Regions from separate parts of the Homo sapiens genome. Here region 1 is linked to region 2. The links are chromatin loops, found by intact Hi-C in ENCODE. Cell type or tissue: A673. All regions are shown on one strand. Links, peaks and the distances in the headings refer to the core of each region. The heading gives the core; the rest is flanking DNA.

Evidence for each region. Hi-C counts contacts between places; a loop is a spot of excess contacts. Peaks named below come from ENCODE experiments on the same cell type or tissue, not always from the same donor. Only the 100,000 strongest peaks of a DNase experiment are listed, where the experiment ranks them.
Region 1: a loop joins it to region 2, with 4 times the contacts of the local background. A loop is called at or near these places in 13 of 110 quality-filtered maps.

The regions. Positions count from the first base shown.
Region 1 is chr10:77,749,440-77,761,788 of GRCh38, reverse strand. No RefSeq gene overlaps it. Among named protein-coding and RNA genes, the nearest start is that of KCNMA1, 120 kb to the right of the region's middle. In A673, for the core only: a CTCF peak has its summit at 5,130 (motif pointing right); a DNase peak (open chromatin) is centred at 5,168.
Region 2 is chr10:77,643,329-77,655,677 of GRCh38, reverse strand. No RefSeq gene overlaps it. Among named protein-coding and RNA genes, the nearest start is that of KCNMA1, 12 kb to the right of the region's middle. RefSeq lists a silencer at 5,909-6,008. In A673, for the core only: no CTCF peak of the experiment used is centred there; a DNase peak (open chromatin) is centred at 4,937.

The sequences.
Region 1 (12,349 bases), core at 2,043-10,042, 110 kb before region 2:
AAAATAATGCAAATTAAAAGAAAGGAAATGATCACCCTGGAAAACATTTTTAAAAATTAAAAGGCTTAGGTTGGGCGTGGTGGCTTAAGCCTGTATTCCCAGCAATTTGGGAAGCCGAGGCAGGTGGATCATTTGAGGTCAGGAGTTCAAGACCAGCCTGGCCAACATGATGAAACCTTGTCTCTATTAAAAATACAAAAGTTAGCTGGGTGTGGTGCCGCATGCCTGTAATCCCATCTACTCGGAGGCTGAGGCAGGGGAATCGCTTCAATCTGGGAGGCAGAGGTTGCAGTGAGTGGAGATTGCGCCACTGCACTCCAGCCTGGGTGAGAGCGAGACTCCGTCTCAATTTAAAAGAAAATTAAAAGGCTTTGCTCTGTAAAAGACTTTTGCTCTTTACAAAGATGAAAAGGCGAGCTACAGACTAGAAGAAAATAATTGGAAATTACTGACAAAGTACTCATATCTTGAATACATAAAGAATTCTCAAGCTCAACGTCATTAGCCATCAGAACAATAAAAATTAAGAACAACTTTGGGAGGCCGAGGCGGGCGGATCACGAGGTCAGGAGATCAAGACCATCCTGGCTAACACAGTGAAACCCCGTCTCTACTAAAAATACAAAAAAAATTAGCCAGGTGTGGTGGTGGGCACCTGTAGTCCCAGCTGCTCGGGAGGCTGAGGCAGGAGAATGGCATAAACTTGGGAGGCGGAGCTTGCAGTGAGCCGAGATTGCGCCACTGCACTGCAGCCTGGGCAACAGAGCAAGACTCCATCTCAAAAAAAAAAAAGACATCATCCTATTTATAGCATTCTGCTTTTAGTAGTGATATTTCCATTGACAAAATATAGTAATTCTCAATTGCTAAAAATGTCAAATCCTAGAAAATGTAGCTTTTTTTTTTTTTGAGACGGAGTCTTGCTCTTATTGCCCACGTGGGAGTGCAATGGCGTGATCTCTGCTTACTGTAACCTCTGCCTCACAGGTTCAAGTGATTCTCCTGCCTCAACCTCCCAAGTAGCTGAGATTACAGGCACCCACCACCATGCCCAGCTAATTTTTGTATTCTTAATAGAGACAGGGTTTCACCATGTTGGCCAGGCTGGTCTTGAACTCCTGACCTCAGGCGATCTGCCCGCCTCGGCCTCCCAAAGTGCTGGGATTACAGGCATGAGCCACTGCACCCGGCAAATGTAGCATTTCTTTTTCTTTTTTTAAATTATACTTTAACTTCTAGGGTACACGTACACAACGTGCAGGTTTGTTACATAGGAATACATGTGCCATGTTGGTTTGCTGCACCCATTAACTCATCATTTACATTAGGTATTTCTCCTAATGCTATCCCTTCCTCTGCCCCCCACACCATGATGTCTATGAGTGATGTTAACATTGTTCTCAAAGAGCTGTTGGCCAAAGATTCATTTGGTGAATTTTATTTGTCTGAAATAGATGATTTTTATGATTCAGATGATTCTGATGTTAGTTCTGTTTAGAATTAACTCCAAGAACAATTTTTATATTTTCTATTTTCTTTTCTTTTTTTTTTTTTTTTTGAGATGGAGTCTCACTCTGTCACCCAGGCTGCAGTGCAGTGGAGCCATCTCAGCTCACTGCAACCTTCGCCTCTCAGGTTCAAGCGATTCTCCTGCCTCAGCCTCTCAAGTAGCTGGGATTACAGGTGCCTGCCACCATGCCTGGCTAATTTTTGTATTTTTAGTAGAGACTGGGTTTCACCGTGTCTTGAACTCCTAACCTCAGGTGATCCACCTGCCTCAGCCTCTCAAAGTGCTGGGATTACACTCCTGACCTCAGGTGATCCACCTGCCTCAGTCTCTCAGAGTGCTGGGATTACAGGCGTGAGCCACCACGCCCAACTGTATTTTATTTTTACATTGAAAACCAGTCAGATTTGCTCCAAACTTAAAAAGTGTGTTTAGGTAAAATTTAATGAGCGCTGGCAACGGCTGCACTTTTTAATTTTGTAAACAGAAAAAGGGTTAATAGATGCTAAAATTAGTGGGCAAAAATAGAATGAAAAAGAAGAGATATGATTGGTCTCAAAATATGTCTCCAGAAGATACTAATTATAAAGGGGAAATAGTAACTTTACAGTTAATAAATGTGACAAGCATCACCTTAACCAATTGCTAAAAATTAACATGAGTCATAAGACATATTGGCATCTTGTACCTCTTGATAAGACTGAGAAGGGCACAACATGGTTTCTGTAGTGTTCATGCCAAAATTGCATAACTACAACCTAATGATGAGAAAATATCAGACACAAGCAAGTTGACAAACATTGTGCAAAATAATGTTTTGCAAAAAAGTGTCAAAATTATGAGCTGTCTCAAATTGGAAGACTAGGGACATGTGACAACTAAATGCAATGTGGTGGCCTTGATTGGATCCTGGGCCAGAAACATAACATTAAATTAAGAGGCATTGGTGAAATTTGAATAAGGCCTATAGATTCATTATAGTATTGAATCTGTGTTAACTTCCTGATTTAATGTGTTGGTGTACAGTTTTTCATGATAGCCTCTAATGATTCTTTGTATTTCTGAGATATCAATTGTTATGTCTCCTTTTTCATTTCTGATTTTGTTTATTTGGGTCTTTTTTTCTTAGTCCATCTAAAGGCTTGTCAATTTTGTTTATCTTTTCAGAAAAAAACTTCATTTTGTTGATGTGCGTTTTTTAGTCTCACTTTCATTTATTTCTGCTCTGATCCTAGTTATGTCTTTCCTTCTACTAATTTTGGGCGTGGTTTGTTCTTGCTTTTCTTGTTCCTTGAGGTGCATTGTTAGGTTGTTTATTTGAAGTCTTTCTACTTTTTTGACATAGGCACTTATTGCTAAATACTTTCCTCTTAGTACTGCATTTACCGTATCCCATAGATTTTGGTATGTTGTATTTCCATTTTCATTTGTTTCAAAAATATTTAAAATTTTCTTCTTAATATTCTTTCATTGACCCAGTGGTCATTCAGGAGCATGTTGTTTAATTTCCATGGGTTTGTGTGTTCTCTGAGGTTCCTCTTGTTACTGATTTCTAGTTTTGTTCCATTGTGATCAGGAAAGATACTTGATGTGATTTCTATTTTTACAGTTTGTTCAGACTTGTTTTTTGGCCTGAGATATGATCTATTCTGAAGAATATTCCATGTGCTGATCAAAAGAATGTGTATCCTGCAGCAGCTGATGAAATGTTCTATAAATGTCAGCTAGGCCCTAGTATGTGGTTTCATTTATTTTTATTTATTTATTTATTTATTTATTTTTGAGATGGAGTTTTGCTCTTGTCACCCAGGCTGGAGTGCAATGGCACGATCTCGGTTCACTGCAACCTCTGCTTCCCAGGTTCAAGTGATTCTCCTGCCTCAGCCTCCCAAGTAGCTGGGATTACAGGCGCCCACAACCATGCCTAGCTAATATTTGTAGTTATAGTAGAGACGGGGTTTCACCATGTTGGTCAGGCTGACTAGTATATAGTTTCAGTCCACTATTTCCACTATTTCTTTCTTTCTTTTTTTTTTTTTTTTTTTTTGTGACAGAATCTTGCTCTGTCACCCAGGCTGGAGTGCAGTGGCCAGATCTCAGTTCACTGCAACCTCTGCCTCCCGGGTTCAAGTAATTCTCCTGCCTCAGCCTCCCAAGTAGCTGGGATTACAGACACGTGCCACCACGCCTGGCTAATTTTTTTTGTATTTTCAGTAGAGATGGGGTTTCACCATGTTGGCCAGGTTAGTCTTGAACTCCTGACCTCAGGTGATTGCCCACCTGGGGCTCCCAGAGTGCTGGGATTACAGGTGTGAGCCACCGTGCCTGGCCTAACTCTACTACTTTTTTTGTTGGTTTTCTGTCTGGATAACCTATCTGTTACTGAGAGTGGGGTGTTAAAGTCTCTTACCATTATTGTATTGCAGTCTATTTCTCCCTTTAGATTTATTAACATTTGCTTTACTTGGGAGTTCCAATGTTAGGTGCATAGCGATTTATAATTGTGATATGCTCCTGAAGAATTGACCCCTTTATTATTATATAGTAACCTTCTTTGTCTTTTTTTTTACAGTCTTTGATTTGTAGTCTATTTTACCTGATATAATTACAACTACACCTAGCCTTTTCTGGTTTCCACTTGCATGTTATATATTTTTCCACCCCTTCCGTTTCAGTCTGTGTGTGACTTTGTAGGTGAAATGGGTTTCTTGAAGGTAGCATATAGTAGGGTCATGTTTCTTTATCCATTCAGCCACTGTGTTAGTCTGTTTTGCATTGTTATAAAGCATGCATCCCAGGACAGCTCTGAATGCAGCCCAACACAAATTCATAAACTTTCTTGAAACACTGTGAGATTTTTCTGCTATTTTAAAAAGTTCATCAGCTATCATTAGTGTTAGTATATTTTATTTGTGGCTGAGCACAGTGCTTCTTGGCACAGGGAAGCCAAAAGATTGGACACCCCTGTAATTTAAAGAAATATCTGAGACTGGGTAATTTGTAAAGAAAAGGAGTTTATTTGGCTGACAGTTCTACAGACTATACAAGAAGGACGGCACCAGCCTCTGCTTCTGGTGAAGGCCTCAGACTGCTTCCATCCACGGTAGAAGGCAAAGAGGTAGTAGACATATCACATGGCAAGAGAGGGAGCAAGAGAGAGAAAGGAAGTGCCAGATTCTTTTTAAACAACCAGCTCTTGCATGAACTAATAGAGTGAGAACTCACTCATCACCAAGGGGATGACACCAAGCCATTCACGAGGGACCCACCCCTGTGATGTAAACACTTCCCATTGGGCTCCACCTCCAGTGTTGGAGATCAAATTCCAACATGAGATTAGGAGGGGACAAATATTCAACTATATCAGCCACTCTATGCCTTTTAATTAGAGAATTGAGACAGTTTACTTCCAGTGCTGTTATTGATAAGAACTTACCTGTCTCATGACCTCCTTTTGGGGAGGTCATGGTTCCCTGTTTGTTGTTGTTTCTTGTGAGTATCCATCTACGTCTTTGCATTGAAGGGTTAGTTATTTATTCCAATTTTCTCCGTTCACTTTTGTTTTTTATTGAATATATCAGCTTAGCAAATCTTTGCTAGTAGGTCGCTGCCTCCATTTCGGCTGTAGATGGCGCCTCAAGCCCAAGTTCACGTTGGCTCTAGTAAATGGTCAGAGCCAAATGAGGGAGGTCCCAAAGGGATTGTCCAGGCAGTGTGGGACCGCTGGCTGGGGGTTTGTGCTGGGGAGTGGGGGTTGCTGTGGAATGTACCTCCTACAGTGTGGTGCTACTGAACAGCCGCTCTTTGATTTGTTGTCTCCTTTGGCTAAGTTTTTGACAAAGCAGAGTTTCCAGGGCTGGGGATAGTAGTCCCACAATCCCCCTTTGTCTCAGCAGTGGGATTGCTGGGTCATATGGTAGTTCTAGTTGTAGTTTTTTGAGTGACCTCCATACTGTTCTCCCGAGTGGCTGTACTAGTTTACATCCCCATCAGTAGTGTATAAGTATTCCCTTTTCTCTATATCCCTGCCAGCATTTGCTATTTATTTATTTATTTATTTATTTTTTGATAATAGCCATGTTAACTGGGGTGAGATGATACCTCCCTGGGGTTTTGATTTGCATTTCCATGATAATTAGTGACGTTGAGAATTTTTAATGTATTTACTGGCCATTTGTATGTCTTCTTTTGAGAAATATCTGCTGAGATCATTTGCCCATTTTTAATGGATGATTATTATTATTTTGCTGTTGAGTTCCTTGTATATTCTGGATATTAATCCCCTATCAGATGAGTAGTTTGCAAATATTTTCTCCCATTCTGTAGGTTGTCTTTTTACTTTGCTGATTGTTTCCTTTGCTGCGCAGAAGATTTGTAGTTCCATATACTCCTGTTTATTTTTACTTTACCATATACTATTTGTTTATACCATATGCTATTTGTTTATACCATATACCATATACTATTTGTAAACCGATTTATTTTTACTTTACCATATACTCCTATTTCTTTGTTTTTACTTTTGTTTCCTGTGCTTTTGCAGTCTTATTCATAAAATCTTTTCCCAGACCAATGTCTTGAAGTGTTTCCCCTGTTTTATTCTAGAAGTTTTATCACTTTTGGCCTCATATTTAGGATTTTGAATTTATTTTTGCATAGGATGAGAGGTAGCTGGGCACAGTGGCTCACACCTTTAATCCCAGCACTTTGGGAGGTCGAGGCGGGTGGATCACAAGGTCAGGAGTTTGAGACCAGCCTGGCCAACACAGTGAAACCTCGTCTCTACTAAAAATACAAAAATTAGCCAGGCGTGGTGGCACGAGACTGTAGTCCCAGCTACTCAGGAGGCTGAGGCAGGAGAATTGCTTGAACCTGGGAGGCAGAGGTTGCAGTGAGCCGAGATCATGCCACTGCACTCCAGCTTGGGTGACAGAGTGAGATGTCTTAAAAAAAAAAGATGAGAGGTGAGGGTCTAGTTTCATTCTTTTTCATGTGAATATCCAATTTTCCTAGCACCATTTATTGAAGAGACTGTTCTTTTCCTAAAAAGTATTGTTGGCACCTTTGTCAAAAATCAGTTGGCTGTTGTACACTCTTCACAATAGTAAAGGCATGGAATCAACCCGAATGCCCATCAATGACAGACTGGATAAAGAAAATATGGTACATATACACCATCGACTACTATGCAGCCATAAAAAGGAATGAGATCATGTCCTCTGCAGGGACATGGATGGAGCTAGAAACCAGCAAACTGATGCAGGAACAGAAAACTAAACACCACATGTTCTCACAAGTGGGAGCTGAACAATGAGAACACATAGACACAGGGAGGGGAACAATACACACTGGGGCCTGTCAGGGCGTGGGCAGCAGGAGGGAGAGCATCAGTAATGCATGCTGGGCTTAATACCTAGGTGATGGGTTGATAGGTACAGCAAACCTCCATGCCACACGTTTACCTATGCAACAAGCCTGCACATCCTGCACGTGTATACTGGAACTTAAAATAAAAAACTTAAAAAAAAATCAGTTGACTGTAGATATGTGGATTAATTTCTGTGTTCTCAATTCTGTTCCATTGGTCTATGTGTTTTTATGCCAGTACCATGCTGTTTTGGTTATTAAAGGTTTGTAGTAGATTTTGAGTTCTGGTAGTATGATACTTCCAGCTTTTTTCTTCGTTCCTTGTGCTCAGTATTGCTTTGGCTATTTGGAGTTTTTGTAGTTTCATACAACTTTTAGGATTTTTTTCCTGTTTCTGTGAAGAGTATCATTGGTATTTTGATAGGGATTGCATTGAATCTATAGATTGCTTTGGGTAGTATTGTCATTTTAACAATATTAATCCTTCTGATCCATGAGCATGGAATGTCTTTCCATTTGCATCTTTTTCTATTTTTTTCATAACTGCTTTGGAGATTTTTTTGTTGAGGTTTTTCACCTCCTTGGTTAAATTTATTTTAGGTGTTTTATTTATTTGGTAGCTATTGTAAATGAAATTGTCCTCTTGATTACTTTTTAGCTAGTTCATTGTTCATATATCGAAACACACATTTTGTATATTAATTTTATATCTTGTGACTTTGGTGAAATTGTTTATCAGGTTTTTTTTTTTTTTTAAGAGTACTTAGGTTTTTCTGTACACGAGATCATGTTATCTGCAAACAGGGACAATTTTACTTCCTTTCCCATTTGGATGTCTTTTATTTCTTTGTCTTGTCTAATTGGTCTGGTTAGGACTTCCAGTATTACCTTGAATAAGAGTGGTAAGAGTGGGCATCCTTGTCTTGTTCCAGTTCTTAGAAGAAAAGATTTCAGCTATTCCCCATTTAGTTAAATGTTATCTGTGTGTTTGTTATATATGACCATTATTATATTGAGGTACTTTCCTTCTATACCTAATTAAGAGGTTTTTTTTAAATCATGAATGGATGTTGAATTCTATCAAAAGCTGTTTCTGTGTCTATTGAGATGATCATATGGTTTTTGTCCTTCATTTTATTGATGTGATGTATGAAGTTTATTGATTTGCGTATGTTGAAACATCCTTGCATTCCTGGAATAAATCCCACTTAATCTTGGTGTATTTTCTTTTTGATATGTTGTTAAATTAAGTTTGCTAGTATTTTGTTGAGAGATTTTGCATTAATGTTCTCTAGTGATATTGGCCTGTACGTTTTTTTTTTTTTTTATTGTGTTCTTGTCTGGTTTTGGTATCAGGGTTATGCTGGCCTTGTAGAATGAGTTAGCAAGAATACACTCTGCTTCAATTTTTGGGAATAGTTTAAGATGGACTAGTACTAATTCTTCCTTGAATGTTCAGTATAATTCAATGATGAAGCCATCTGGTCTTGGGCTTTTCTTTGTTGGAAGACTTTTTATTACTGATTCAATCTCATTACTTGTTATTGTTCTGTTTAGTTTTTTTTTTTTTATTTCTTCTTGATTCAGTCTTGGTAGGTTGTAAGTGTTCAGGAATTTGTCTATTTCATCTAGGTTTTCAGATTTATTGGCATATAGGTTTTCATAATAGTCTCTAATGATCCTTTGTATTTCTGTGCTATCCTTTGTGATGTCTCATTTTTTTTTTGTCGTTCAGTTTATTTGCTTGGGCCTTCTTTCTTTTAAAGTTTTAAATTTTGATGATGTACTACTTAACCTTTTTTTTTCTTTTACGAATTGTGTTTTTAATGCCATGACCAGGAACTCTTCACCAAGCCCTAGGTCCTAAAGATTTTCTCCTGTGTTTTCTTCTAGAAGTTTTATAGTTTTACATTTAAATTTATAACCCATTTTTAATTGGATTGTTTGTTTGTTTTTGCTGTTGAGATGTTTGAGTTCCTTGTATATTTTGGATATTAATCCTCTATCAGATGAGTAGTTTGCAAATATTTTAAGTTGATTTTCATATAAGTTGTGAGGTTCAGGTCGAGGTTCATTTTTTGCCTATGGATGTCTACTTGGTCAAATACCATTTGTTGAAAAGACCATTCTTCCTGCATTTGATTACTTTTGCACCTTAAAAAAATCAGTAGATTGTACCTGTACAGGGCTACTTTGGGGTCTTCTAGTCCATTGATCTATGTGTCTATTACTCCACCAGTACCACAAAGTCTTGATCACTGTAGCTATGCAATGTCTTAAAATTGGGTTGAATTATCCCTCCTACCTTAGTCTTCATTTTCAAAATTGTTTTAGCTTTTTAAGTTCCTTTGCCTTCCCATATACATTTTCAAATAATCTTGTGTATATCTGTAATTTTTATAGAAATTGTAGCAAAAGTATATATTAACAGCATGGTGGGTGTTGTAACCCATGAATATGCTATGTCTCTATTTCTCTTTATTTATTTTAATCTTTTAATTTTTTTGATCAGCATTTTGTCATTTTTTACATTCAGTCTTGTATAGGTTTTGCTATATTCACACCTAAGTATTAGAAATTTTTATTACAGTCATAAATGGTATTTTAAATTTCAGTTTCCATGGATATATAGTAATACAAGTGTTTTTTGTATGTTGAACTTGTATCTTTCAGTCTTACCATAATTCCTAGGAGTTGGATGATTTTATTGGTTTTGTTTTGTTTAGGTATATTCCCTGAGGATTTCTATTTTTTTTTTTTGTTTTTTTGAGATGGAGTCTTGCTCTGTCGCCCAGGTTGGAGTGCAGTGGTGCGATCTCGGCTCACTGCAAGCTCTGCCTCCCGGGTTCACGCCATTCTTCTGCCTCAGCCTCCCTAGCAGCTGGGACTACAGGTGTCTGCCACCACGCCCAGATAAGTTTTTTTTTGTATTTTTAGTAGAGACGGGGTTTCACCGTGTTAGCCAGGATGGTCTTGATCTCCTGACCTCGTGATCCGCCCACCTCAGCCTCCCAAAGTGCTGAGATTACAGGTGTGAGCCACTGCGCCCCGCCTCCCTGAGGATTTTTATAGATGATCATATGATCTGCAAATAGGACAACTTTTTCTTGGTGATTTTTATGTATTTTATTTACTTTTATTTTTTTGAGACAGAGTCTTGCTCTCTCACCAGGCTGGAGTGCAAAGGTGCAATTTTGGCTCACTGCAACCTCCGCCTCCTGGGTTCAAGCGATTCTCCTGCCTCAGCCTCCTGAGTAGCTGGGACTACAGGTGTGAGCCACCACACCTGACTAATTTTTGTATTTTTAGTAGAGACAGGATTTCACCATGTTGGCCAGGCTGGTCTTGAACTCCCGACCTCGTGATCCACCCGCCTCAGCCTCCCAAAATGCTGGGATTACAGGCATGAGCCACCAGGGCTAGCCTTTATTTCCTTTTTTTTTTTTCTTTTTATTGTTATACTGGCTAGCCCTTCCAGTACTAGAAGTGATAAAAGACATCCTTGTGTCTAATCTTAGGGAGAAAGTACTCCATCTTTTACCATTATATATGATGTTATCTGTAGATTTTTTTTTTTGTAGCTGATCTTTACTAATTTGAGAAAGTTTCCCTCTTAAGTATTTTGAGAATTTTTATTATAAATGAGTGTCAAATTTTGTAAAATTCTTCTTTTGCATCAATTGACATAATCATGTAATTTTTTTCCTGTAGCATGGCAATATGGTAGATTACCTTGATTGATTTTCAAATATTGAACCAGCTTTGCATTCCTGAAATAACCCTTACTTGATGGTGGTATATAATTCTTTTTGGATATTATTGAATTCTCTGCTATTTTTAAATAAGGATTATTTCTATATTCATCAGGGCTGTTGATCTGTCATTTTCTTTTTTTTAAATATATTTGTCTGGTTTTAGCATCAGGGTAATATTAACTTTACAAAATAAATTGGGATGTGTTTCTTTATTTTCTATATTCTGGAAGAGATTGTGTAGCATTGGAGTTAATTCTTCTTTAAAATTTGGCATAATTCAGTGGTGAAGGCATCTGTGCCTGGAGATTTGGTTGGGGGAGGAGTTTTAAAATTAGGGGTTTAATTTTCTCAATAGTTATATCGCTATTCAAACTTTTTATACCATATTAGTTGACTTGTGGTCATGTGTGGGTTTCAAGGATTTGGTTCATTTTATCAAAATTGTCAAGATTTATGTGTGTAAAGTTGTAGTATTCCTTTATTATCCTTTTGATGTCTGTAGGGTCTGTAATTATATCTCTTGTTTCATTTCTGATACTATATTTTCCCTCTTTGCCTTTGTCAGTCTTTTTTTTTTTTCTTTTTTTTTTTGACAAACTCTCACTCTGTTGCCCAGGCTGGAGTGCAGTGTTGTGATCTTAGCTCACTACAACCTCTGCCTCCTGGGTTCAAGCAATTCTTGTGCTTCAGCCTCACGAATAGCTGGGACCACAGGCGTGCACCACCATGCCTGGCTAATTTTTGATTTTTAGTAGAGATGGGTTTCACCACGTTGGCCAGGCTGATCTTGAACTCCAGGCCTCAAGTGATCCACCCACCTCAATAGAAGTTTGTCAATTTCACAAATTTTTTGAAATAACCAGTTTTTGCTTCATTAATTTACTATGTATTTTTTTCAATTTCATTTACTTCTGCTATTGTCATTTTTTCTTCCTTCTGTTTGCTTTTTGTTTCATTTTCTTTTTTTTCCCTTTTTTTTGTTTTTTGAGACAGGATCTTGCTTTATTGCCCAGGCTGGAGTGCATGTGAGGATTTCAAGGATTTGGTGCGATCTCAGCTCACTGCAATCTCTACCTCCCAGGCTCAAGCAATTCTCGTGCTTCAGCCTTCCACATAGCTGGGGTTACAGAGATGGGGTTTCATCATGTTGGCCAGGCTGGTCTTGAACTCCTGGCCTCAAGTGATCCACCCACCTTGGCCTCCCAAAGTGCTGGGATTACAAGTGTGAGCCACTATGCCCGGCCCCTGTTTAGTTTGTTCTTATTTTTCTAGTTTCCTGATATAGGACCTTGTAATATTAATTTGTGGCCTCTTGTCTTTTCTAATATAAACATTTCACTCAGTACTATAAATTTCCCTATCAGCACTGTTTTGGCTGCACCACACAAATTTGAATATGTTGTATTTTCATTGTCATTGAATCGTCATGTACATATTGGTCCGTATAGGGACAGATAGTAAATACTTTAGATTTTGTGGGGCACAAAGTCTGTGTCACTCCTCCTCCTTTTTTTCTTTTTCCTTATAACATTTTCTGTTATAAGGAAATATAACACAAAGTCTGTGTCACTCCTCCTTTTTTTCTTTTTCCTTATAACATTTTCTAAGTGTAAAAATTATTCTTAGCTTACAGCTTGTACCAAAATTGGCTCGTGGGGCTGTAGTTTTCCTATCTCTGCTTTAGACCTATTTCTTACCTTTCACAGTCAGAGTATGCATC
Region 2 (12,349 bases), core at 1,823-9,822:
AACATCTACTAGTGGCTCTTTTGGGTGTTGTGGAGGAGAAAGGGAGGTGCTAGACCTGGACAAGCTGTGAAATAATTAAAGATGGTTTTAGGGCTGAACTGCACAGTACAAATTATCAGTGCAAAGGAGTTCTAAGCATGAGGATCTATGATGCCAAGTTCATTGGTGTCTGTGGAGGGTCCTTGGGAGGGCCCATATGCTGTAGGGTTGTTGGCCCTAGAAACAAGTTCCTCATTCCAAATCTTTTAATGATTATAAAGAAAATGATCAATTTTCTTTATATTCTGTAGGTCCTTTAAAATAATGAATTAGTATATATCTTGAGAACTTAACTCTGTGCAAAGTCCTATGTTCATTGCTTGGAGAAAAAGTTCAGCCTTTTAGAGGAAAAAACCTGGTTTCCCATCAGCTCTGCCATGTAGGTGCTTGGGGCTTTGGACAAGTCCCTTGGCCTCTGAGTCTGAGACTTCATTTATAAAATGAGGATAATACAATCTACTCTTGTGGAATTGTTTGTTTTTGTCAGACCCCTACTTTCAGAGAAGCAGTCCTTCTGTACATCAATCGTGTTTTCTTTTATTTATTTTTTATTTTTTATTGTAACACCCCACACTTCAGGCTGGGCAGGCACTTGACCCAAGCTTGGCCTGTCCTCCTGAACTCAGTAATGAGCTGGAGAGTGGGCATGGGATCCAAAGTTGGCCCAAACAGTGTCCTTCCTTCTGTGGGGTTTTTCTAGTGAGAGATCCATCTATTCTTACTTTTAACTCAGACTGATTCAAATTGGGTTTCAGTTTTCTATAACCAAAATTGTACTGAATAACAAAGCATCTGCATTGTGAGATTTTTCGAGGAGTAGAAATAATTTATAGAAATAATTTATAGCATGGTGTCTGGTGCCTACATGCTCAAAAATATACATTAAAAATAACAGAGCATAATGTTACAATGAAGAAGCTTCTCTATTTTAACCTATATTTGAACTTGAGCTATTGAAATTTGTTAGGGATAGTCCTCCCTTGATGTCTTTGCTCATGCAGTTCTCTCTGCTTTCAATAACTCTCCTTCTCCACCTGCCATTGTACTTAGGTCACTTCTAGTTACTCCTAAAGTCTATTTTGTCTGGTATTAAAACAGTTACACTGCTTTCTTTTCGTTACAATTTGGTACATCTTTCCTCAGTCCTTTTCAGAGTCTTTAATGTATAGATATGGTTCTGTGAAATAGCACATTGCTAAGCAATTAAATTCTTCATTTGATTGGTGAGTTGAATCTATTTACAATTACTACAGCTTCAGATGTTTGAATATATTGTATTTATTTATTGTATAGCATTTTCTTTTATTAGTTCTGTTTACTTTACTTTATACTGCTTTCCCTGACTCTTCTTTTCTTTTCTTTTCTTTTTTTTTTTTTTTTTTTGAGACAGAGTTTCACTCTTGTTGCCCAGGCTGGATTGCAATGGTGCGATCTTGGCTCACCGCAACCTCTGCCTCCCAGGTCCAAGTGATTCTCCTGCCTCTGCCTCCGGAGTAGCTGGGATTACAGGCATGCGCCACCACACCCAGCTAATTTTTTATTTTTAGAAAAAAAAAATAAGAGATGAGTTTCTCCATGTTGGTCAGGCTGGTCTCAAACTCCTGACCTCAGATGATCTGCCTGCCTCAGTCTCCCAAAGTGTTGGGATTACAGGTGTAAGCCACCATGCCTGGCTGACTCTTCTTTTCTATCTTTATCTCCCTTTCCATCCCTCCCTGGTTTGGAAGCTATATATTTCATTTTTATTCTTTCAGTGGTTACCCCTAAACTTTTAATGTTTACTTGACTTAACAGTATCAAGTTAATTCATACCTCTATTGCCTTACAAACAATCTAGGAATCTTGATATGCTTTAACTCTGATGTAACAGTCCCTGTCTAGCATGTTATTGTTTTCTAATATTTTAGTTCCATCTTGTTTTGGTAATGATCAAAATTATCATTAATATTTTTTCTGTTTTAGAAATCAATGCTTGTTTAGTATTATCTATATGGTAATCATCATCTTTGCTCTTCAGTGCTTCTTTATTACTCTTCTGGGTTCAGTTTCTTTTCTCCTGAAGTTTATCCTTTAGAAATTCTTTCAGGGAGAGTCTGTTGGTGACAGATTCTGTTAGTTTTTATTTGTCTAAAAACACTTTGTGTTCAGCCTACAATTCTAGGTTGACAGTAATTTTCACTTAGTTCTTTGAAGATCTTGTTCCATTGTTTCTTGTTTCAGTTGTTTCTGTTGAGAAGTTGGCTGTCTAATTGTCATTCCTCTGTAGGTAGTCTCTCCTTTCTCTCTTGTTACTTTAAAAATTTTATTCTTTGGCTTTGGTGAATTATGATTTCTCTATAAGGCATGAAAAAGTGGGTTTTTATTTATTTTACTTAAAATTTGTGGCATTATGAATCTATGAATTCTGGTTTTTTTACTTCCCAGCCATTATCTCTGATTATTGCTTCTCCCCATTCTCCATCATCTTCATCTGGAACTCTCATTAGGTGTATGGTAGATTTTCTCATTCTATTTTCATTCATTTTTTTTTTTTTTGAGACAGAGGTGTGCTCTGTCACCTAGGCTGGAGTGCGGTGGGCATGATCTCAGCTCACTGCAACCTCTGCCTCCCAGGTTCAAGGAATTCTCCTGCCTCAGCCTCCTAAGTAGCTGGGATTACAGGCACCCACCACCATGCATGGTTAATTTTTGTATTTTTAGTAGAGACAGGGTTTCACCATGTTGGCCAGGCTGGTCTCAAACTCCTGACCTCAAGTGATCTGCCTGGCTTGGCCTCCCAAAGTGCTGGGATTACAGGTGTGAGCTGCTGTGCCTGGCCCTATTTTCATTCTGTTCTCTGATAGAAATAAGAGCCATGCCTGTGTTCTTATTTCTATCATTTTCTTTGTATATACTACATTCTGATTATGTTTCTCAGATCTATTTTTATTGGCCTAATTGTTACAGTCCAAGTGAGTCTAATCTGCTATTTATCCTACTTGCTGAGTTGTAAAATTTCTGTGGCCGTAAAAGGATTTCCATAAGTTCTATTTGGTTCTTTTCCAAATCTGTTTTATTTTCTGTTGTGTTTTTTACATTTCATATTCCTTCTTTTATGTCTAATAATTTTACACTTACTAGTTTTGTGGTCTCTATCATATTATTCATTTACTTCAAGTTCTTGGCAGTCTTATCTGATTTTGCTTTTTTTCTATTTATTGACATTTGCTCATAATGTGATTATTTATTCACGGGTTTTGAAATTTTGAATTGTGAATTCATATTAAATGAGCCTTTATCTTTAGGAATCTTTTTCATCTTGAGTTGAGGATTTGTGTCTTCTCCCTTTTTAAATCATGGTAATTAATATATTTGCGTGTGTGTAATAGATGCTTAACAAACACTTGTATTTGTTGATGATATGAAAGACCCACAAAAAGACACCAAAGATCCTCATTCCCCTTATTGGAAAGGTACCTCATTTCTCTAAGATATCCTCTCCAAGATGTTTTGATTATGAGTCTGTGAGGATTTTCATTGTTGTTAAGATATACATTCTTGAGACAAGAGGCTGCAGCTGGCCTTGGGAGAACGGAAATGAGAACAGGTTCTGGAAGGGGGAAAAGGACAGAACAATCCTTCCATCACAGGAAGGAGAGACAGCATTGAACACCAAACAAAGGCGAGTAAACAAGAATATCACCATTCCTGGGTTGAGATAGGGGAGCAAAGACAAGAATAGCATGGCTTCAAACTAAAGGGGTTGCAGGGAGTACCTCATGGTATACATCAGAGGATGGAGACTCAAAGAAAGTGGGTACAGGTTTATATAATCACACTTCTGCCTTCATTAATTGTAGCAAAGGCCAACAAAAGGACACCATGTGCCAGGCACTGTGCTAACTAAGAGCTTTACCAGGATTCTTCCATTCAATCCTCACACCAACTCACTGAGAAGGCACTGTTATTCTCTCTACTATATAGATGGAGAAACTGAAATTCAAGAGGCTAAGAAACCTAACCCACAGCCTGCAGCCTGAGAGAGGAGGAGAGCTGAAATTGGAACCCAGCTCCATGGAACTCCAGAGTGGGATCATGCAGCAACTTGAGGGCTGAGCTAGCACTTCCATTGACTCATGGTGTGAAATATTTAATCCATGTGGTTGCTCCTCCAGGGACCCTCTCATGTGGTAGGGAGAGCTGCTGTGGATGGGAAAACCCTGTTTATAGAAATTGCCAATAGCACAAAGCACATGGTAGGTGCTTAATAAATATTTACCTAATAAACACCTAATATTTTTTCCTTTGTAGAATTGAGGAACTGAGCCCTGGAGGGTAGAGTAGAATGTGTTACACTGAGACCCTCTCCTCCCCTGCCTCATCCTTGGCTTTAAAGCCCTGTGCAGTCAGCTGGAGAGACCAGTGTCCTGGGCCCTTGCCCTGCAAGGAGGCTGGGCTGGGTGGGATTCCCATGGAAAGTTCCTCCCGCAGGCCACTAATGGGGATGGGAGGCACTGCCTGGGGATGGGAGGCACTGCCTGGCCATGTGCAGCTTCTTCTCGTTTGTTTCTGCTGAGTCCTAATATGATTAATCCTCTTCTGGGTGATGAGAAAAGAATACACAATGAAGGAGATTCTGCCCTTGTCCTCACCTCCTATACAGAAGTCCGGGCTCCCTTTCAGCTGGCACAAACCCTGACACTTATAAGACAAGACCATCTGTGTTGGAGGGGCTTCCCAGGCCTGTGCTTTGCAGGTACACCCAGCATCTCAAGCATGTATCCCTCTGAGAAAGGAGACAGTCCATTGTGTGTGTGTGTGTGTCTGTCTGTGTGTGTGTGTTGGGGGTGGGGAGCTCACTTGTCAGAAATTTGCCACCAGGATCCTGTGCCTTTCCTTTAAGGGGAGAATACTTGTTTCTTACTGTGGGCACTTTGGACCCCCTTATATTACAGGCATAATGTCTCTGTGCTTTGTTAGGGAAGTGGAGCAACTCAGAAGAGGCCACTGGCTGGGACAGGTGATGTCCCTTTCTCTGCCTTGTTTCTTAGGTCTCTCTATTTATTTATTTCTTCTTCCTTCCTTCCTTCCTTCCTTCCTTCCTTCCTTCCTTCCTTCCTTCCTTCCTTCCTTCCTTCCTTCCCTCCCTCCCTTCTCTTTCTTTTTCTTCTCTCTCTGTTTCCTTTTATTTTTTACTTCTTTTCTTCCTTCTCTTTCTCTGTCCTCCCACTTCTACTCTCATACCCCCTCTTTTGTTTCTGTGAACTTTCTCATAACTCGACCCGCTCACCCCACCACCTTTGCTCTTCCCAAAGGTGCAGTATGGCACCTGCACCTGCCATTCTCCCTCACCCCTGCCAGCCTCCCAGGGCCTCCAAAGGTCCTGGCTTGCCTGCAGCCCCAGGGCTCACCCAACAGAGCTTCTTCACAGCTTCTGTCTTGACCTCAGGCTGTGTCTGAGACCGAGGAGCTGTGAGGTGCACCTGCTGAGTTTAAAGCCTCCTGCAGGGGCATCTCCTGGGCTAATGGGGCACCCCGGCCCCTACAGGCTTTGCAAAGGCCCAGATGCCATGGGGCACACTCCCTGCATGCCCCCCATCAGTGAGGGACTTCTGAAGCTCTCTGTGCTGACTCACAGCCATGGGCTCACCTGGCAGTGGGGCTCCCAATGGGGGAAAGGCCCCCCCTCCCACCCCCCCACCCCAGCCTCAGAGGCCCAGATTAGCATTTGAAAGAAAGGTCAGCAAGAAAGGATTTCCTAGGCCTGCTGGGAGCAGAAAGGAGGATGGTGAGGAAACTTTACCACCTGCCTGGCTCCCAACAGGCTCATCTGCTGGCCGGGTGGACTTTGAGAGGACAGAAAGCACACCAGATAAGGATTCTAACCTCAGCTCAGTCGCTGGGGAACAAAGAGGCTTTGGGCAGGTTATTAAACACCTCTAGGCTGCACTTTTCTCACTCTAAAAAGAGGAAGTCAGACAAAATCTCTAATGTGCTTTTCCTTCTAGAATTATAATGGCCCAGATGGCGATAGGGTCAGAGGGCTGAGTGACCCCTGATAATGCTGTGCACTGACCTTGAGGACACTCTGTGTGTGACTTTGGACAAGTTGCTTACTTAACTTACTTGAGCCTCAGTTTCCACATCTGTATAGTGGGGGTGATACTTTAGGAGATGGTGTAAGTTTTTTTTTTTTGAGACAGAGCCTTGCTCTGTCGCCCAGGCTGGAGCGCAGTGGCATGATCTTTGCTCACTGTAACCTTCATCTCCCGGGTTCAAACAATTCTCCTGCTTCAACCTCCTGAGTAGCTGGGATTACAGGTGCCTACCACCACACCTGGCTAATTTTTGTAGTTTTTTAGTAGAGATGGGGTTTCACCATGTTGGCCAGGCTGGTCACGAACTCCTGACCTCAGGTGATCCACCTGCCTGGGCCTCCCAAAGTGCTGGGATTACAGGCGTGAGCCACTGTGCCCAGCCTCGTGTAAGAATTAAAACGAGTAGGAAAGCAGTGCTTCCAAAAAGGCAGGCTGCTTGACCCCACGCGGTACAAAGGATGATTTGAGCTTATACTCCGGTCTTGGCACTCAGTGGGAAAGTCATGCCCTGCCCAATTCCCTCTCTAACCTGATTGCCACAGAGATGGTCATTGTGCCTGGAACATCTCTACAACACTTACCAATTTCTCCTTTTAGCAAAGGCAGTCTAGGCTTCAGATGGAGGGCTTTCACCTGAAAACAGCAAGCTCTGATTTTACAGCATTGTTTGCATTTATTATATTTACTTTTACACTTGCCTTCTATTTATTTCTAATGTATTTATATTTTGATTTGTTATTTATTTTTATTTTATTATTACAGTAGTCCCCCTCTTATCTGAGGTTTTGCTTTCTGCAATTTCAGTTACCTGTGGTCAACCACAGTCCAAAAATATTCAATGGAAAGTTCCAGAAATAAACAATTCATAAGTTTTAAACTGCTGCCATTCTGAGTAGTATGATGAAATCTCTTGCCAAATGCTCCATCCTGCCTGGGATATAAATCATTCCTTTGTCCAGTGTATGCACCACCCACCACCTGCCTGTTAGTACCTGAGCAGTGTTCTCGGTTATCAGATGGAAAAACTTGTATATACTGTGTGTAGAGTTCAGTGCTATCTGTGGCTTCAGGCATCCACAGGGGTTCTGGGAAGGTATGCCCTGCAGAAAAGTGAGAGACTACTGTATTTATTTACCTGCTACTTACAGTGATGTTGGTTTTCCAGGAAGATAGTGGTATAGAATTTCCTTTTGAAATAAATTTAGGTAAATAAAAGTAGTCTATTGAAGACAAATATTAGTAAGTAATTGAAAAGGCAGTATGACGATATGGTCAAAATTGTGAAGGTGGTCTAAGCATTAGGGAAATATGTGCATTGAATTTTGGGACATGTAAATTGCCCATTATGGTCTCTGGCCTCAACTATTATTCCCCTAGAAGGAAGGGCATGCCCTGCCTACATGCTTTTTCTCTGCCTACCACCTCAGCTCCCAGGCAGTGCTGATCTCACCAGTCTTCATGGAAGACCCAGGGAAGAGAGAGCCGAGCGAGCCCTCTGGGCAGTGCGATGTGTGCCTGCATTCTGTTTAGTTTGTAAATTGGTTCTGACTCAAATAATATCCCCCATTGAATTTAATGGAACATCATTTCAATGGGCCACCACATTATGAACCATTGAAGTTAATGAAAAGTCATTTCAATGAGCTACCAGATTATGAACCATTGAATTTCTATACTAATGATAAAGGGGCTGGAATTCCCTTCTGGGTCATTGTACTTTAAATAGAATATGTATTACCTTCTGAAATAAAAGCCACTTATGCATACCAACTCATCTATCTCAGTAGAGTGTCACCAAGACAGATCTTGATAGAAAAGCCAAGAGCAAGTCAAATGAAAAGCTCTAAGCCCATGACCATATATCACCCAGGGAGTTCCCAGGGCTGCTAGAGCAGTTTGCAGGTTGCTTTGTTCAACTTACAGCTTTCAATTTTGTTATTAGGAGAGAAGAACAAAATGAAATTTATAGATAACCAAAAGGATGTTTTTGCACGCTTTCAATTCAGTGTAGCATCTTGCAGAAAATGCATTTAGCACAGTGTCCTGGAGCTCACAGAGGCTTTTTCTGAAGGGAGGTCTGAGACACACGCTGGGCAGTGTCTGCCTCTAACAGTCTCCCTGTTCCAGCTGCATAGTGCTGTAGGCAAGCCATCTTTCTGGAAGCATCTAAAGTTTGCGCTTAAATAAGCCCATGTCAGAGGTCCTCAGAGAGAAAGAGCTGGCGAGGCACTCTGTGGATGCTACGAAATTGTAGTGGCTGCAGTGCTCAGAGAAACGGGAGGTCATTTCTCTTTGTGTTTGGACTTTCTAGAATGGCCAGGAAGATGGCAGGGTCTCTCCCACCTTCAGGTCTCTTTCTGGATTAGTCAGATGTCCACGCAAAATCCACTGGGGAAATTTCCCTGGTGGGAGACTCAAAGACTCAGTTTCTAGCCAAAGGTGAGGATCTACCTCTCCTTCCTGGCTCCAGGCAGCATTCCTAGAATGGTGATTCTTACATTCTGGGACTCTAACAGCATTCTGCTGAAATATGGTAAGCACCTTCTACTAGGACCTTTACTGAACTTCCCTCTTGAACCCAGAAACCAGTTTATTGGTCTGTATTTATGGCTTTTTTGCAGGACACTGCTAGATTGGGTTTTTGTTCTGGAAGGACCCCTTCACTGTTTTATTATTTACCCCCAGGGCCATTAAAGTACTAGAGATTGCCAGCTGGATACAACATACCCGAGTGAAGCCGTGAAAAGGCTTCAGGACACCAGAGTTGGAAGCAATGCCCTCAGCTCCTCAATACACTTGCAAGGCCCTGAAAGATCTGAGGTTCCTCTTTAAGGGGAAAGGACATCAAGCTCCAGATGATCCTCAGTGAGAGATATTGTCCTCTCAATATTCAAGAGTCACCTTTCTAAAGGGAACCTCTAGATTGTTCATCAGTGGGACACGACAGAGGCAAAATCCTGCCCCTGTCTCCCTTAGACCTGGCTGGATACCGCTTTCACCAATTCATGGACCCAAGTCGGCCCTGACAGCTAGCAAGAGGCCAAGACCCACAGAACCACCACCGCCCCTCTGTCAGCAGGAAGAAGTTGCAGAAGACTGACCTTCATCCATTTTCCCCCAAAGGTTTAGGATCTTGGACTCTTGAGGGGGGACGTGTTATAGTAGGTAGCCAGTCAGGTATGAGCAAGGCAGGAGAGGGCTCCCCACAACACACTTAGGAGTGGTGGGCAACCATCAGGTGATGGTCAGGGGGTTAACTGTTTCTCTAAAGTAATAATTGGTCACAGCCAGAGCCAGGGAACAGCAGTCTCCTGACAGATAGAAAACAGCTGAAACTGATCAGCAGCTTCCCAATAAGATCTCAGGAGTGGGGAGGGTTAAGGCAAGATCTTGGAAGTAGGCCAAAGTATAAAACCCTGTGTTAGTTTGTTCTCACGCTGCTAATAAAGACATACCTGAGACTGGGTAATTTATAAAGGAAAGAGGTTTAATGAACTCACAGTTCACATGGCTGGGGAGGCCTCACAATCATGGCGGAATGCGAATGAGGAGCAGGGTCATGTCTTACATGGCAGTAGGCAAGAGGGCTTGTGTGGCGGAACTCCCCTTTATAAAACCATCAGATCTCATAAGACTTATTCACTGTCATGAGAACAGCATGGGAAAGACACACCCTCATGATTCAATTACCTCCCACCGGGTCCTTCCCACAATACGTGGGAATTACGGGAGGGAGCTACAATTCAAGAGGAGATTTGGGTGGGGACACAGCCAAACCATATGAAACCCCAAGTCAAGAGGTCAAGCTATGCACTTGGTTTCTCAAGCTGCCCACTTGACCATCTTCCAAGTTGTACTCTCCTTCTTCTCTTTCCTTTCCTTCCTTTCCTTACTGTTCTAAAGCTTTTAAATAAACTTTCACTCCTGCTCTGAAAAAAAAAAATGTTTATCTTTGCAAAAATATAGCAAAAGCAGAATTTCCTGGTTTCACAGAAAGAGCCTTACCTTTCATAAAAGCATCATGGTTTATAATTTTTTAAACCATCAAATGATCATCTTTGGGAAGCAGGGTGCTTGGCAACTGTGGGATAACAAGGCTGAAGAAGGGATGCACCTTCCAGGGAGGCCACTGTGAAACAAAGGGCTTTAAAAAAAATTCCATTTTTATTTTTGATTTGAGGGTACACGTACAGGTTTGTTACAAGGGTATATTGTGTGATGCTGAGGTTAGTGCTTCTATTCATCCCACCATCCAGACAGTGAACACAGTGCCCAATAGGCAGCTTTTCAGTCCTTGCTCCCCTTCCTCACTCCTCCTTGTGGAGTCCCCAGTGTGAGTCTATTGTTCTCATCTTTACGTCTGTGTGAACCCGAGAGTTGATTCCCACTTACAAGTGAGAACATGGGATATTTGGTTTTCTATTTCTGTGTTAATTCACTTAGGATAACAGCCTCCAGCTGCAACCATGTTGCTGCAAAGAATGTGATTTTTTTTCCTGGTTGCATAGTATTCCACTGTGTACACATACTACATTTTCTTTATCCAGTGCACCATCGACAGACATTCAGGTTGATTCCATGCCTTTGCCATTGTGAATAGTGCTGTGATGAACATAAAAGTGCATGCATTTTTTTGGTACAATGACTTATTTTCCTGAAACAAAGGGACCTTGTTTTGGAGAACATTATGACAAAAGCAGACACCAGGAAAGCAAGTCAGAATTGGAAGTAAATGAAACTCTTAGAGATGTTGTACTTCCTGACTTCTCTCCTTATTCCCAAGAGGGTTTGTAAGTGGGAAGGATGATCTCAGCATTGTTCTTACTTGCAAATATTGCAAAAGCTACCAGGAAGAGGCAGGAGTAAGTCCCTGCTTCATCTGCACAGTCCCTTAGATTGCGGTCATTGGATTATTTTGGAGCACTAGGAGTAAGAAGTCAAGTCCTGGACTGCCCAGGCATTGAACTAGAGCTTTTGCAAAGATTAAATCAGGAATACTCTAAGAAAAGGATTAGAAAGCTTTTTGGTCTGTCAGTCAGGAAGACAAGTTCTGTAGCACTGAGGAAAATCTTTTTCCTTTTGGTGCCTTCTTCTCCCACTAGCAAAAATGGGTGGACTGATTTTTGCCCTGCCTACCTCCCAGAGGCAAGGCCCACAGTAGTGGTGTTCTGCTGGGGGGTGACACTGATCACAGAGAGGAAAGGGACACAGGAATCTGCAGAATCGTTATTCTGGAAATCCTGCAGAATGGTGGTGAAAGGTGAATTCTAGGCAGGGCATTGTGCCTGAGCTGTGCCTTCTTTGACCTAGCCATGGATGTCCTTTGGGGAATGAAGATGATGTTCTTGCAAGTTTGTATCTTGGCAGGCAGGTGGCGCAATGATTGAGGAGGATACGATGAGACCACAGCATTATTTTCTTCCAATGCACTGGCTTTGATGTGTTAGAAAAGAAGAGAATTACTTTGCGGGTAACATGCCCTGGCTCAAAGCTTCTTCATCACAATTGGCTGATCTGAGGCCAGTGACCTGGGGCAGGGCTGGGAAGTATCCCACGGCCAGACTGACTGCCACAGGCACCTCTTTCCTACACACACCTGCTCTCCCGAGGCACTGGAGACAGGATGGAAGCATGTCAGTGGAAATCTTCTGGACATCTTTTTTGACAACTAGAAGTCATTTGCACACAGTTTTATAATTTATTTTAAAACATATTAAACTTTGGAATCATCTAAATGCCAGGAGTATGCCATCTACTGAAATGTTATCCAATTATCATTTTTTAAAATAGTGTTTTCCATGATATTTAATGACTTAGAGAAAATGCTAACAGTTTCATGTTAAGGGAAAATAGGATAAAAGTTAGATGTTTAATCTAACCCTAATTTTGCAGAAATACACACCCAAGGAAAAGGTATGAGATAAATATATAAAAATATTAATAGTGGTTATTTTGGGGTGGTAAGATTCTATGTGACATATTCTTTTTTCTTGTCACTGACTTGAAGCTTATATGAAACTTTTATATTCCAAAGTTTATAATACATATGAATTATTCTTACAAGCAGAAGTAAATATAAAATAAATATCTATAAAAATGTAAGCATGTGAAAGCTTGTTCTGTAAGTCCCACTCTCCAGCATTATAAATTACAAACAGATAAATCACTTCAGAGGTAACAGACTTTCCTTGTCGTGCCAAGTAACCTGGCAGAGCTAAGCCTCAGTTTTCTCA